Linked DNA regions of Mus musculus: regions 2 and 3 are each linked to region 1. Evidence: chromatin contacts called from ENCODE Hi-C data. All regions are on one chromosome and are shown on one strand. Each heading gives the region's core, a stretch centred on a gene start or an enhancer-like site at or near the end of the contact. The rest is flanking DNA. Distances are from core to core; before and after follow the strand shown.

Evidence for each region. A loop is a pair of places that touch in the nucleus more often than their neighbours do.
Region 2: a map of heart shows a loop between it and region 1 (7-fold over the local background). The contact joins the promoter of Meis1 here to the enhancer-like site in region 1. A Hi-C loop is called at or near these places in 8 of 37 maps with a recorded cell type or tissue (adrenal gland, heart and left cerebral cortex).
Region 3: a map of heart shows a loop between it and region 1 (5-fold over the local background). The contact joins the promoter of 8430419K02Rik here to the enhancer-like site in region 1. A Hi-C loop is called at or near these places in 5 of 37 maps with a recorded cell type or tissue (adrenal gland and heart).

The regions. Positions count from the first base shown.
Region 1 is chr11:17,685,500-17,688,434 of GRCm38, reverse strand. No RefSeq gene overlaps it. Among named protein-coding and RNA genes, the nearest start is that of Etaa1, 270 kb to the left of the region's middle. Within about 2 kb of position 1,567, at least 1 of the 3 ENCODE cell types and tissues checked has a DNase peak (open chromatin) inside an H3K27ac peak, as active enhancers do.
Region 2 is chr11:19,017,549-19,020,483 of GRCm38, reverse strand. Meis1 (Meis homeobox 1) reads left to right here and starts at 1,515. Exons shown (of 12, transcript NM_010789.3): 1 at 1,515-2,263. The coding sequence starts at 2,252. It overlaps Gm16141 (a long non-coding RNA gene), which reads right to left. Exons shown (of 3, transcript XR_381070.4): 3 at 2,154-2,935.
Region 3 is chr11:18,876,098-18,879,032 of GRCm38, reverse strand. 8430419K02Rik (a long non-coding RNA gene) reads left to right here and starts at 1,423. Exons shown (of 4, transcript XR_003949854.1): 1 at 1,423-2,935.

The DNA of each region.
Region 1 (2,935 bases), core at 318-2,817:
TTAAATATTTATCAAGCTTATAGAGCTATGGAACCCATTTCATAACAAAATACCTATTTTAATTTTATAAAACACTTTCTTTTTAGGGTAAATCAATTCTAAACATGATCTCCCAGTTTCATCCCTCAGTGTTTACCTACCTCCATTTTCCCTGCTTTGTCCCATTCTTGGCACATCTACAGGACCTCACAAGGACATTTCCATTGTGGCTTATGTTAGTTAGGTTCTTAATGCTATTATTGTAGTAGTGGGGCTTGCTTGCTCTGCACACTTAAAGTCTTGAAGAAAGTGGAATCCTAGTTTCACTGGCTGCATTATCTTAAATTGCTTTCGTTTCTGTGAGCATCTATTTCTTCACCTATAACCTCAGCATCTTACTTTGCTGCTCACTCATATCATTATCACTGGGAGGACCAGCAGATTCAACATTTGCTCTTAGCCAAAGGCAGAGAAGAGATGATCAGTGAACTAAAACAGCCGAGGAGCTATGTCACTCATACTAGAAGAGGCATAAATGTTACAAGTTATTATGATGATATTGCCAATGAGGCTAAATAGCCTTTAAATACCACTCTACATTAGGGCCAAGATTCCCCCAAAGGAGCAAGAACTGGTCATATTGAGTTGAACCTGATAATCTGCATTGAGAAATACAGCTGATAAATCACAGTCCGAAATTAGCCAGGTGCAGAGAAAAGAAGGGTTGGGTAGGAGGAAAGATGAAGCAACGCCTTTAATGCCAGTAAGAAATATGCCATGCACCAGTACTAGAGTAAATGGTAGAGCTGGAGAGAGGTAATTGGTGGTATCACCCGTGCATTGTGGCTAAAACAGAAGGATTGTGTGGTCAGGAAAGAATCCCTCTCCAGGGACCTCCAGGCCTCATAGAACAGACAATAAAAAGTCTTTCCCGAGACATGGTGCAGATTTGTCCTTTTGCCTCAGAAGGAAAAAAGAAAAAGAAAAAAGGATGATACTACTAGCTGTAAGCAATTAAAGGTCAATTCAGAGAAGAATTAGAAAAGTGCAGTTTCTGTTTTGGAATCTCTCTCTCTCTCTTCTTTTTTCTTTTTCTTTCTTACTTTCTTTCTTTCTTGTTGTCTTTCTTTTAACAAAAACATTATATAAGTACATCCTTCTTATCTGCCAGGTTGGTTATCAGAAAAACACTTGTTGTACATTTTAATTGGGGCCTTCTGAACACATGATGCTGTGACTCGAAGTGGCTATATCAATAATGGGAGTGATTCAGAGTTCCCAGGCAGCCAGAGGACTATTTCAGGCTCTTAATCCTCCTGCCAAATAGGGTATAGGCCAAAATAGTTCTTTTGCATTTATTTCAGGGTTTTAATCTCATATGCAACTGAACCCCATTAAATGCCGTTTCCCAGGCTCAGTCCTTGCTTTCCAGGCAGTTTAGCATACATGTGCCTGACTTACCACTTCCTGTCTGGGAAGGGTATTGACTGCCCGGAACCACAAATAGCACCTCCTTTCCAAGATTCTTGCTCCAACCCAAGAGCTGTCAATCTGTTTCTGGTCTCAGCCTCAGGGGCTGCCTAGCAGGATAGGCAGGGTAGTTGGGGCAAAACTCAGCAGCTTTTTGCTCTACTGCCAAGCACAAAAGTGGGCTTTCCATGGCTGCTCCTCAGTCTCATTTCTAATCACTCACCATGGAAGGTAATGGAAAAGTGCCTGAATTACAAAGATTCTCATTTATTACCCTGGCTGCTCCCCCACAAAGCATCTCTTCTCCCCTTTGGCAAGAAGAGATCACTATTGACGCTTTTAGAAGGCCCTGGGCCCCTCTCAATTATTGGTGTAATCTCTCCCTATTCTGGAAGCAGAGTTCTTTTCTAAGTAGATTTTTTAGAAAGTTAAAAGCTAGTCTTTGCTTTATTCATTGAAATGACTTCATGGGCTAATGTATTCTCCTGTCAGTATTTTTCATCAGTTCAGCAACATCTGCAGGATATGAAAAAAAGCAGAAAGCAGATGTTTGCAAAAGGTAGTTTCACCAAGCCTCCTTACCATAATTATTGCAGCACCACATCCCCATTTTATGGCACCTCTCTTATATTCATATGCTGTTAACTTGTCCTGTAGAAATTAAAACTGGTGTATTTCAGTTCCTTCTAAACAGATTTGCCACCTTAAAAAAAATAATTGACAGATATCTTCCATTAAATCCAAATTTCCTTTATCAAATCTTCGAGGGGAAAATAGATTAAGAAGATGTAGATATTTATCTCAACCTTCACTCATTTACACTCATTTAGTTAATTAGCACTTAATTACACTGTCAAAGGGGAAAATGTTACAATGGTCAGGACAGAGTGGTCCCCACCCCTAGGGCCCATGCTTCTTTTAAAAGGCAGACCTTTGCTTAGTGCCAGCTTGCTCCTATGTGAAACATTTGTAATGATTACTTGACAAGGGGTGCAGATCTGAGATTGTGCAAGAGAGAGCCATCACTCACTAAAGCCCAGCTGTAACTCCCAAACTGGAGCAACAGTGCCCCCCAAAGCAAGTTGCCAGAAGCAGCCAGAGAACAAACCCTGAGCTGCCCAAATGACTATTTTTTTTATAAGCCAAGGAACTATTTTAAGAACTGCTGGCCGAACCCGCAGGCTCTATCACAACCAGATGAGCATTCCAACCAAGCTGGGGAGCGGTGGCTGGAAACAGAGACTGTTTCCACCTATTTTAACCCAGACGCCACAAATTCTCTAAGGAGGAATGGAGGCGGGAGTGGAGATAGAGCAACAGAGACATAGTAGAAAAGTGGACAACTTTAGAAGTTTGTCAGACTTGAAGCAACAAAATATAATCAGCTTAACGAATAAATCGTATTAACTGAAATGCAATTGAAACTCTGCTTGTCATCGGGGTTTCTCCATCTTTTAACAAATGGCAATGGTTTTTGGTCTCACAG
Region 2 (2,935 bases), core at 266-2,765, 1.3 Mb before region 1:
TTTTCTGCGAGGTTTCAGCTGGGGGGTGAGGGGAATCCTCTCCGAGCCCAGCGAGCTGAGAGCCCTGCCTGGGATGTGAGGTTTCCAGCTGCTCCGAGAGCTACTGTGACTGAGCAATCTAAGCCACGAGAGCCGGGCGCAGAAACATAAAGAGTAAAATAACCCCCACTAGATAGAGTAGCTGAAGAGTGAGAATAAAAAGACTCAAAAAACAATTTTAAGTCCAGGGTGTGGTATTTCAAGAGAGAAAGTTAAAAACCACTGGCTGGTTGGAGACTTTAAGTTGTGGGCAGGGTCAGCTTTTGTCTGAAATCTCAGCTTCCGAAGTGGATTTCTTTTTCTCTGGAACTGGGAGCTTTCACGGGGCTGGGTTCGGAGATAGACAAATTGAGAGATGGAGGTCTGGGAGGCCGGCTCCGGGCGTCGCCGCTGAAAGAGCTGGGGGTGGGGGGTGGGAGGGAGCGCAGCGTCTCCAGGCCCGAGCAAGGCCGAGGCTGGAGCCCCTCGGCGTCGCCCAGACAAAGGCAGCCCCAGCCGCAGCGCAGCGGAGCTCTGCAGCTTCGCCGCGCCCCGGGCGCACGGCTAAACTTGCCGGTAGCGCAATCGAGAAAGAGCCTCGGGTCCCGGGGCTCCCAGGCCCCGGCCGCCCGCAAGGTCTGGCTGCTTGGTGCCCGCGTTGAGTTTCGTTCTCCAGCGGTCATAAATAGCTCGGTGTTTGTAAACAAGCGCTGGGGGCACATTCCCGGCGCTCGGCTCATTGTTCCCTCCCTTCCTCCCTCACTTCGCGCGGCGGCTGGGGCTGAGGGCTGCAAGAGAGGAGGTGGGGACGTCCGGACTCAAAGTGACAAAATGCAAGCATTTCCTTTCCTCCGGCCCTACGTCCACTTCTGACAGCGGGGGGAGAAAAAAAAATAAAGAAAGAAAGAAAAAACCCAAACCAAAAGAAAAAAAAGAAAAGAAAAGAAAACCTCTAAGCTGAGTCTGCAGAACGCCCGGGCGACCGCTACCCCACGTTCTCAGGACTCTCGAGCGGAACCTTTTCCAGTCCAGTTCCAGCTCCTCTTCTTGCTCTGGCTTTGACTTTTCTCCTCCGGGAGTCTAGCAGAGAATCCAGTACTTTTGGCATCACCCCCACCCCGAAAAATACTGGCAGACCCCAATAATTTCGAGGAAAGTCTTGAAGTCTTTCATGAGCGGAGCCCTGAGCGAATTAACTCCGGCATCTGCCTGCCCTACGTTTATTCCCGATTTATTTCAAGCGTCCGCTTTGGGAAGAGAGGCTGGAAGGGGACGTAAAGCCGGCGGGTTGGGAGCTGCAGCCTGTATTTGTGTGCATGTGCCCTGGGTGTGTGGTGTTAGTGCCTGGGCGTGCGAATTTGTGGAGTGTCTTTCTGCCTCTCCAGTGCGGCCAGAGCTCGCTTCGCGCACCCACCCCTGCCGAGGAGCCTACTTGCTGCAGCCCAATGCATTGTGTAAGACGCGACCTGTTATGGCCACCACTACTTCCGGGTTCTAGCATTCTGGTCGGAATCCACCTCTCCGCCTGTGCAACACACACTTTACACACGCACGGCGACTGCAAGCGGGCAGCATCGATCGTGGCTCCTTTAAGACAAACTCAGACAGACATTTTTTTAACCCTCCTCTCTAATCTCCCTTCAGTGCAGCAGTTGCAAAGAGGGAGAGAGAAAGAGAAAGAGAGCGAGAGAAGAGAGAAACTGATTAGGAATTAGGACTGATTCAAGGAAAGCGGGCGCTAGGGCTTTGTGCATTTGAATATTAACATTTGAGGTGTTCTGACCAGAAGAAGACAGAACGGACGATCATTCATTCACCACGTTGACAACCTCGCCTGTGATTGACAGCTGGAGTGGCAGAAAGCCATGAGATTTGGTAGTTGGGTCTGAGGGGCGCTCTTTTTTTTTTTTCTTTTTCTTTTCTTTTCTTTCTTTTTTTTTAAACTGATTTTTTTGGGGGGGAGAGAAGATCTGCTTTTTTTTTCCCCTCCCACTGCTGTCTTGGTGGAACCAGAGCGCTTTTATGCTCAGCGACGCGGGCGCCTTGCTTCAGGTCCGGTAGACCGAAGATCTGGGACCAGTAATTCACACTGCTGGAGACGCAAAGGGATTTTTTTTTGTTATTGTTGTGCTTTATTTTTTTTTCCGGGGGAGTTTGCATATTTGTTTCTTTTCACACTGGCCTTAAAGAGGATATATTAGAAGTTGAAGTAGGAAGGGAGCCAGAGAGGCCGATGGCGCAAAGGGTACGTATTAAAAGCAATTGTGGAAGTCAAATGTGAGATTAAATTGAAACGTGGCTGAAAGACACTGCTACTAAGTTTCCTCTTTTCTTTCTCTCTTTTTGAATGAGGATCCTAAAGCCGCGGCCTAAATCGACAGTTTTACTTAATGCGTTTGCAGCCTTATGCATGTTTCTTGTGGTTAATTCAAGTGATCAAGTTGTCTATAGATTCCTAGCCAACAGCTATATAAATAAAAATACAAGCTCAAGGAATCACCTGTTTTAAAAGATAAAAAAGACAAGGGGGAAGATGCTTCATATCCAGTGCTGTAATTTAAGCATTTAGGGACCAAAAGTTTAAAGCTATGTTTAATGAAAATGAACAGCTGAGAACTTTTGCCTCATTATCGATTATATTCATCTTCAGTATCAGTAGAAATGGGGAGCATTTTCCGCTAAGTAATGTCCTGGTGCAGTGAATTTTTGGTTGGAAAAACATTCCTTTTATAAAAGTAATTTTAATTTGCATGGGATTTTATGCAAGATAATAAGTTTGTAGATTTTTTCCTTAGCTAAGTTCTGTACTAGTTAGATACTAAATACAGAGCTCTCACTTTTAAAATGCAATACTAATTTCCCCAATATTCCTATTTGAATGAAAATGCCTTGAAAGTAAACTGAGACAATGATGCCC
Region 3 (2,935 bases), core at 174-2,673, 1.2 Mb before region 1:
GAGGGGGAAAGGAGAGGGTGGTGAAAAGAACAGGGGGAGAGGCTGGGGGTGGAGGGGAAGAGTGAGCGCAAGCAAAGGGGGGCTGGGGAATGTGGAGATTAAAAAGAATCATGATCATTAATGTCTAGGAATTAGAAAAAAATAAAGCAAGCTTTTGTGCCATGGTTTCCCCCCTCGGAGTGAGGATTGTGCGAGCCTTGCTCCTCAGGTCTCTCTGTTCCTGCCCCTGACACCCTCCCGTTTAATTCTGTTTTAGCTTTTCCTCTTGTAAATTTCAGAGCCAGCTTTGAGGTTATTGACGACACTTATCGGAAGGAGGAAAATAATAGAGGTGTGGAGAGTGGTTTTGATGTTTCTTAAAGGACAAAAACAAAACGCCCTCCCCTAAACAGGGCACACAATTATACAGGCTTCTTTTTTGGGGGTGGGGGTGGGGGGGTGGGGGGAGTCCGCTGGCTGAATGAGACTAGTATGACTAAGTTTCTTTTACAAAAAATTTAAAAATGTTACCCGATCATATTTAATCAAATGTAATTATAACACATTCAAAATGAATAATATGCCTTGGAAGTATTTTTATTGTTATTGTTCATTGCACGATGTTCGACTGCTTTAGAAGCACAGGAAAGAAGCAAACGCGCTACAAATGGGGAATTACCCTCGTTTAGCATTAAAATTCATTTAGATAAAATTGCCACAAACATTTAAATGGGAAGATTAGTTCCCCCTCACGCCTTATTGCACTCGCTCAATGGTTCCGTTAAGAACATTTTACACGTTGGAAATTCCGTCTTCTCAGACGGCTTGCTGTTTCCTAGTTACACACATTCAAAGCAAAGGCTGCAGCCACGGCAGCCGCAGCAGCGGCAGCAGGGGGAAAAAGTTTGGCAACTGGTCTGCAATTCATCCGCTGCGCCCCTAGTTTCCCTCCACCCTCCCCAGTTCCCCCCCATTAACAGCCCCCCCCCCCGACTTATGTGTTCGAAGAGCCCGGCCTCGAGGAGCCAAGGTTGGTTGTACAGTATTGACAATATTAAACTACAAAGAAATGGAAAGAAGCCGGTGGGTCCCTCTCTGCGTCTCCCGCTTTTGTACGAGGCTGAGGGTTGAGTGCAAATGTGCCGAGTCGCCCGCACCCCGACCCCAGGGCCGCCGGGCGCGCCGCCGTGGCCCGAGACGTCTCCAGGAAATTCGCCACTGCTCTCGCTAGCGCGGTGGTGGAAACGTGTTAAAGGCTCAGCTTGCAAAGTCCTGGCACCGTCCAGTCCCTCCTGGCCCTCTTCTCGCCCCACCCCTCCCCCCGCCGCTCCCCCCCCCCCCCAGCCCCTCACCCCTGTCCTTTCTTTTGAGCCGCAGGAAAAGAGGAAAGTCGTCTTCTACTGCCACCTTTTGGGGATTTGGAAAAACGACGCAGTAGGAGACCGGAGGGAGGCGGAGCGCGGCAGTGTGTTTTGAGGGGGCGGGGGGGAGGGGGGGGGAAGAAACCCCCTTATGATCATGCGTCGGAACTGGCGCCCTTAATCTGATGCTTAAATATTTGATGTGGAAAAATTACCCATAAAATTAGTTACTAACAATTTCAAATTGAAATCACTTATCGAATTATAAGCGCATTAAAGCTGTATGGATGGTATTAGGAGTTCCTTTGGAGGCTGTCTCCTCTCGGGGAACCCGGCCCACGAGTTTTACCGCGGGGAGAGGCGTGCTAGGTGGAGCCCTGGGGAGACCAAACGACAAGGACAGCAGTTGGGGTGCCGGGTCCTAGCGGGCCTAGAGAAGATGGATCTGGGTATGGGGATCGCATTCCGGGCAGAAGCGCATACTGAGTAACTCCAGGGACAAAGTCCGAACGTTGTGAAAGGGGAAAACTGCTCTTTTACGCTGGAATTCCGAGCCTTCAGTGATGCTTTCAGCTCCCCCTGTGTAGGCGGGAGGGGGGTGTTGGGGGTGGGCTGAGAGGAGTTTTGAGATGTCTCTAATGAGACCGCCGCGGCCGGCTCACCCAGCTCCAGCCGCGTCTCAGACTCCCTTTAGTTTCCCTCTGCACGACATCGGGGCTGGGGCTGGGGCTGGAGCTGGTACGTGGGCGGGTGGGTCTCAGTTGTGATCCCACACTACTCCGAGGTACTCGGGGTCTGCAGAAGAGTCCTATGCTTGCCCCCATCCCCACCTCCGCCATCTGAAAGTCAAAGTTAAGAAGAATTAACTGTCTCGGTAGCCTGGGTGTCCATGAGTTAGCGCAAAAGCATATTCAAAGACTTCTTCGGCTCACTCTGGGCTCCGTCAATTGGAACCCCTCAGAGTGGTTTGTAGTTGCCAGAATGCTTTCACAGGACTTTTCCAGACGGAGCCCCGGCTTCCGAATCCCAGGGCGCTCATGGGAGCATGTCGGTGAGAGCTTGGGCCCTGGAGGCTGCCTTGAACAGTCAGGCTGGGCAAGAGGGTGAGCTTCCAGAGTGTATAGCACTCCGGTAGAATGGAGAAGAATAGTGTCACAGTGTGTTGGGCAGAAGCTCCTTCAAGTTTCCTTAAAAGTCCTAGAAACTTCCCCCACTTTGGATCCCACAGGCCCTCGGCCCTTGGGAAGGCAGTTAAAGCAGAAATTGGTGATATAGGTTCTCAACGGGTGTTTGGACCGTAAGCAGGGAGGTGTGGGTTTGTGTGTGGGGCGCCCAGTTTGAGTCATCATTTTTCCTGGTCTCTTCTGTGCTACCCAGCACCCCCTGGCCCTTTGGCAAACCATACCATCAAGGGTAGACGCAGCATTAGAGGCTAAGAGCTCTCTGGTTGGGGGAAAAGATCTGGGCGGGAGAGTTGGGGGTCTTCCTGGGAGACTGAAGCCAAGAAATAATGGGAAGGGTAGGGTTCTCTTTCACATCGAACCAGCCTCCCGCCGCCCCCCCAAAAAGTTTAAAACATTCTCTTCCAAGGCGGA